Regions from separate parts of the Homo sapiens genome. Here region 2 is linked to region 1. Evidence: chromatin loops called from intact Hi-C (ENCODE). Cell type or tissue: endothelial cell of umbilical vein. All regions are shown on one strand. Links, peaks and the distances in the headings refer to the core of each region. The heading gives the core; the rest is flanking DNA. Region 1 has its middle 8.5 kb from the start of SSB. Region 2 has its middle 2.2 kb from the start of LRP2.

What was found. Hi-C counts contacts between places; a loop is a spot of excess contacts. Peaks named below come from ENCODE experiments on the same cell type or tissue, not always from the same donor. Only the 100,000 strongest peaks of a DNase experiment are listed, where the experiment ranks them.
Region 2: it touches region 1 in a loop (2.7-fold over the local background); 2 of 110 quality-filtered maps call a loop at or near these places.

What each region holds. Positions count from the first base shown.
Region 1 is chr2:169,788,881-169,791,793 of GRCh38, reverse strand. It overlaps the pseudogene CYB5AP2. Among named protein-coding and RNA genes, the nearest start is that of SSB, 8.5 kb to the left of the region's middle. RefSeq lists an enhancer at 1,591-2,270. In endothelial cell of umbilical vein, for the core only: a CTCF peak has its summit at 1,704; a DNase peak (open chromatin) is centred at 1,773.
Region 2 is chr2:169,363,260-169,366,172 of GRCh38, reverse strand. No RefSeq gene overlaps it. Among named protein-coding and RNA genes, the nearest start is that of LRP2, 2.2 kb to the right of the region's middle. RefSeq lists an enhancer at 2,521-2,913. In endothelial cell of umbilical vein, for the core only: no CTCF peak of the experiment used is centred there; a DNase peak (open chromatin) is centred at 1,522; H3K4me3 peaks cover 1,143 bases; H3K27me3 peaks cover 710 bases.

The DNA of each region.
Region 1 (2,913 bases), core at 165-2,664:
AATGCACTGTCATGTTTTAAAGCCAGATATTATTTTTTTATTTTAATTTTTATTTTTATATATTTAGGGAGTACCAGTGCAACATGTACATATTACGTAGCGGTGAAGCCTGGGCTTTTAGTGCATCCATCACCTAAATAGTGAACATTGTACCCAATAGGTAATTTTTCAGTCCTCACCCCTGCTCTCACCCTCCCACCTTTTGTAATCTCCAGTGTCCATTATTCCACTCTAAGCCACATATAATATTAATATTAAAAGCTCATGCTTACAATAAGTAAACTACGTAGCGAAGAGACAAAATAAGTACATGCTTACAATAAGTACATGCTTACAATAAGTAAACTACGTAGTGAAGACACAAAATAAAGTTGGTGAATAAAAATGCACACTTGAAAAGTTTTAGAAAGGCCGGGCGCGGTGGCTCACGCCTGTAATCCCAGCACTTTGGGAGGCCGAGGCGGGCGGATCACGAGGTCAGGAGATTCAGATCATCCTGGCTAACACGGTGAAACCCAGTCTCTACTAAAAATACAAAAAAACTAGCCAGGCATGGTAGTGGGCGCCTGTAGTCCCAGCTACTCGGGAGGCTGAGGCAGGAGAATGGCGTGAACCTGGGAGGCGGAGCTTGCAGTGACCCGAGATCGCGCCACTGCACTCCAGCCTGGGCGAGAGCGAGACTCCGTCTAAAAAAAAAAAAAAAGAAAAGAAAAGAAAGAAAAGTTTTAGAAAGAATCGAACAATTACTCCTGTTTCTAGTGTAGGAGGAAAGAGAGACACATTAAAAATTATTCTTTCAGATGAAGGCTGCTGACAGTTGAAATAGTTAATTAACACTGGCTTCTTTCTCCCTAATCCGAAGCAGTCTTTTCTTTCATTGGCTTCTGAAAAGCTATTTAGTCTCCTGCCTACATGTAGAGGTAACACAGGAAGGCTTTGGCCAGTGCTGAGATGGCTGGGATCACTCAACTAGTCCACTAACTGGAATTAAAGTCAACAGTAGTAATAAGGGTTTCCAGTGGTGCATGCCAGTAGTCCCAACCACTCAGGGGGATCCCTTGAGCTCAGGAGTTGGAAACCAGCCTGGACAACATAGAGCTAAACCATCTCTTGAAGGAAAAAAAAAAAAAAAAAAAGGCTGGGCGCAGTAGCTCACGCTTGTAATCCTAGCACTTTGGGAGGCCAAGGTGGGCGGATCACGAGGTCAGGAGTTCGAGACCAGCCTGACCAACATGGTGAAACCCAGTCTCTACTAAAAAATACAAAAATTAGCCAGGCATGGTGGTGCGCACCTGTAATCCCAGCTACTCGAGAGGCTGAGGCAGGGGAATCGCTTGAACCTGGGAGGCGGAGGTCGCGGTGAGCTGAGATCGTGCCATTGCACTCCCGCCTGGGCAACAGAGTGAGACTCCGTCTCAAAAAAAAAAAAAAAATTCTGAAGGCTTAGTTAACTTTATCTGTCATCCAGATGAAACCCCAATGATTTATGATTTGGAGAATTCTCTGGCATCTGTAGAGTGCCCGACATCCTCAAAGTTTTCAGTAGCATCTCTCCAGCTTATTCCCTTAAGACTTCTTTCCCACCAGGATGCTCTGCCAGGAATTTGGTCAAATCGTACACCCAGGTGCTTTTGCTATGATTGTGCTTTGAATCTCCTCCAGGGCGCAGCACTTCACGGCCTTGTCCGACTGCTGGGCCATCTCGGAGGGCTGCGAGCCAGTCCCAGCTCACACAGCGGTGCCCTGCCAGCAGCGTGCGCCTCTCATCAAGCTCCGTCGGGGACATTCCCCGCCCGCACCAGGGACCCCTGCCAGAGGCGGGGCAGCCGGTCTGTCATTCTCTTAAATTTTGGCCACATGGTGGTGTGGTGGTATCTCATTGCGCCTTTAATTTGCATTTCCTTGATTTACAATGTTAAGCACCTTTTCAGATGCACATTTGCCATTTGATGTCCTCCTTTGTTCAGGGCCTTGCCCATTTAAAGATTGTGAGAGTTGGCCAGAAGCGGTGGCTCACGACTGTAATCCCAGCACTTTGGGAGGCCAGGAGTTTGAGACCAGCCCGGGCAACATAGTGAGACCCAGACCTTGAATCTACAAAAAATAATTTAAAAATTAGCCAGATGTGTCTCTTAAAAAAAAAAAGTGTGTGTTTTTAATTAATTTTTACCAATTTTATCAATTAGGATTTTTATAAATTAGGATGCTTCCAATTTTATCAATTAGGATTACCAATTTTATCAATTCTTCCAATTTTATCAATTAGGATTCTTTATATGAATCTGGATATGAAGGTTACATCAGATGTAGGAATTGTGGATTTCTTCCCCCCAGTCTACGGCTTTCTTTTTCACTCTCCTATTGGTATCTTTGGATAATTAGTGCTTTTTATGTTGCATTTAAAAAATCATTGCCTACTCCAAATGTTCAGAGATATTCTCCCCTAATTTCTTTTAGAATCTGTATTGTTTTATTTTCACATTTAGTTGTATGATTCATGTTAAATTAATTTTGGGGCATAATATAAGGCAGATGGCAAAGTTCCTTCTTTTTCTATATGGATGAACAATAATTGCTCCAGCAAAATTTGTTGAAAAGATTGTTACCACGTCTAATTCTAATTCTAGAATGGTTATCCAAATTTTAAAAAATAGCTTTTTTTTTTTTTTTGAAACAAGGTCTAGCTCTGTTGCCCAGGTTGGAGTGCAGTGGTATGATCATGGCTTCCTGCAGCCTTGAACTCCTGGGCTCAGGTGATCCTCCCATCTTAGTTAGCCTCCAGAGTAGCTGGGACTACAAGGCTCATGCTACCACACATACCCAGATAATTTTTAAATTCTTTTGTAGAGACAGAGTCTCACTGTATTGCTCAGGCTGGTCATGAACTCCTGGCCTCAAGCAATCCTCCCACCT
Region 2 (2,913 bases), core at 324-2,823, 430 kb after region 1:
AAGGAGCTTGCCCACACTTCTCCCCTTGCCCTCTGCTTCCCTGTGTGGTCCCTTGAGGCAAGATGTGTACTCCTTCTCTTGGGATCTGTGAATATAACAAACTATATTTTCAATGGCAGTTATCTTTTGGTCTGTTGACTTTATCATATTTAAATAATAATGAAACATATTAAAATATCTGACATATTTTTCTGCTTAAAGTCACTTTTTCCCTTTTTAATGAATAAGTAATTTGTGGGGAGATACTTTAAACTTTTTTGGCTGAGATGCATATGAGAAATATATTTTACATGGCGACACAGTGTGTGTGTGTGTGTGTGTGTGTGTGTGTGTGTGTATTGGTTTGGGCTCCATCCTGCTGAGTTTGAGGCCTTAGGACATTGGATTGGAGCTGTTCAGGGGGCAGTTGGCTCTCAGGAGGAAACTCAGGAGGCACTCAGGAGGAAACACACACATACACACACACACACACACACACAGAAACAGTAGTGTTATAAAGTTATACATATCTTTTCCACATGAAAGTTATTTTGGTTTCTATGTTGTTATATTTCATTTGAATATAATTCTTGCCTTGACCTGCTAAATTGATTTCATTACCCTCTAAAAAGTAATTACCTCTGTTTGCAAGCACTAGTTTGATAGAACTACCAAGTTGAATTGTCTGGTTGCCAAATGGAAAGTAGATGGGAGGGGGCAAAACTGATAGCAAGGAGCTCATTCTAAGGCTCTCCCTATAATTTAGATTGATGAGTGGATTGATAAATTTGAGGTAACAGAATTTCATGATTGATTGGCAATGGGGGTGGAAAAAAGAAGGAGTCAAGAATGATGTAAATTTCAGCTTGGCTTCTGGGGCAATGGTGGTGCTGAAGCTTCTTGGTTTCACTTTCACCTGTCTCTTTCGGTTGACTGCTCTGAAAAGTCCTATATACATATATGGAGAGAGAAATGTGAAAACTAAAGAAATTATCTTTTTGCATTATAGAGAAACACTGCTGGCTTAAATTGCAACTGAATTAACCTGGGCTTTCCCAGATACTGGTCCATAGATTTAATCACCCCAATCTAGTAACAGGCATTCTCAGGTATGGATGCCAGAGATAAACACGTGCATGGTGCAGGCTGTTTTCAAACGTCACGAATTGGGGATTGCATTGAGAAAATGGGTTATTCTAGTGGAAAAGTGTGTGGGTCCACATACAGAGTGCTGCGAATGATGGGCTGTGCTCCGCTAGGTGGTCCCCCATCCCTACCCCTTTTCTGCTCTCCTACCTCCCGTTCTCCCTCCCTCCTTTCCCCTCTTCTGCGTTATTCTGGGATTAACGGCGGGGTCGGCCCCATACACAAACGCAGCTGGCTAGTACGGTCAGCCTGAGCCCTGCTGTGCAACCACGTCAGGAATTCCAGTAAGTTGGCAACACTGGAGCACAAAGACAACAACAATTGAGGAACTCTTCAGTACAGAAAGGAATGTTTGGAGCCCTGGCTGCTACAGTGAAAGGGCACACACACACACACACACACACACACACACACACACACACACACACACACACACACACGCTCGCGCCTGCGCGCCCACGGGCGCACTGGAGGGAGCCCAGCCCCTCCCGCACTCGCGCTCCTCCCTCCCGCCAGCCGGCGGCCGCTCTTTGTAAGTCGGAGGTGCGGGGACGCTCATTGACTATGCAGCGCGGCCCCAGCGGGCGTCGGACCGGCTTGACCCCGGCGCGGTCTCGTACCATCGCCTCGGCCGCCCGGAACCGGCATAAATCACCCGCGAAGACTGGAGTGCAGCATCAAGCCCCCTCGCCGCCTCCCTCCTCCCGCTCCGGTCCGGTCGCCCCCTCCCTCCCCAGACCCCGGCTCTCCTGTCCCCAGTCCTGTCTCCTCCGCGCCGCACAGCGCCCAACACTATGCAGGGAGGCAAATAGAGAACCAGTGACTTTGGCCAGAGCACAGACCTCTGGATTTCCCAATCCAGGAATCTCTCCCACTCTTTCCCACAACGCTGCCCGCTCCACCTTTTTTTCTTTAAGCCTAAGTTTTCTCTTTTTGTGTCTATTTATCTCTTTTTGTCTTTCCAAAGTAACACCTATCCTTTCCCTCCCCTAGCCCCCACACCTAAAGCTGCGCCTACCACTGCAGCCCACGGAAGCTACGCGATCCGGACTGTTGGGGTCAGCAGAGCCCCGGACGACCTGTGCCCCGGGGAAAGGGGCTGGCAGTAATTGGCAGGTTCTCGCCCCTGGGGAAGGGAGGCAGCGGGAACCTGTCCAGCGACCACGTGCGTTCAGGGCTGTCTCCTCCATGCGTCACGGCCCCTTCGCTGGAGGGAAAGGGCTCCTGACTTCTTGGACCAGGATCCGGAGCCTGGGACTAGCTGCCGCGCTGGTTCAGGGGCTGGAGCTGGAGATGATGGGATGGCCTCAGGCCCGCAAACAGCCCCTTCTCACACAGGGTTCCCACCACCGGGAAATAACTTGCATCAACCCTCCTTTTTTACCCCTCCCTGTGGGCTCTGATGTCACGTACAGGCTGAGGACGTGCGCTGAGGGCGGGTGTAAGGCCACTTGTGCTTTTGGCTTCCGGGCCCCTTGCCAGCCTGTCCAAAGCGGCCCCAAAGAAGGGAGGCTAGGGGTTCCCTGAACCTCTCGTGTTTCTCCTTCTTATAAAAGGGTACCGGAACCATGGAGAAGACGTTCGCTCTTTTTCAATTTTGCTTCAAAATGAGCAGACTTGTAAGAAGCACGATCTGGCCATGACACCTGTAGATGTGGTGCTGAATAATTGCTAAATAAGGATCCAACCTCCCCAACAAAGATCCACCTCCCTCTCTAATTTGTAAAAACACAAAGCACCCCATCTCAGCAGCCTGTATCCTATCAGGGGAAACCAAGATATCCGAAG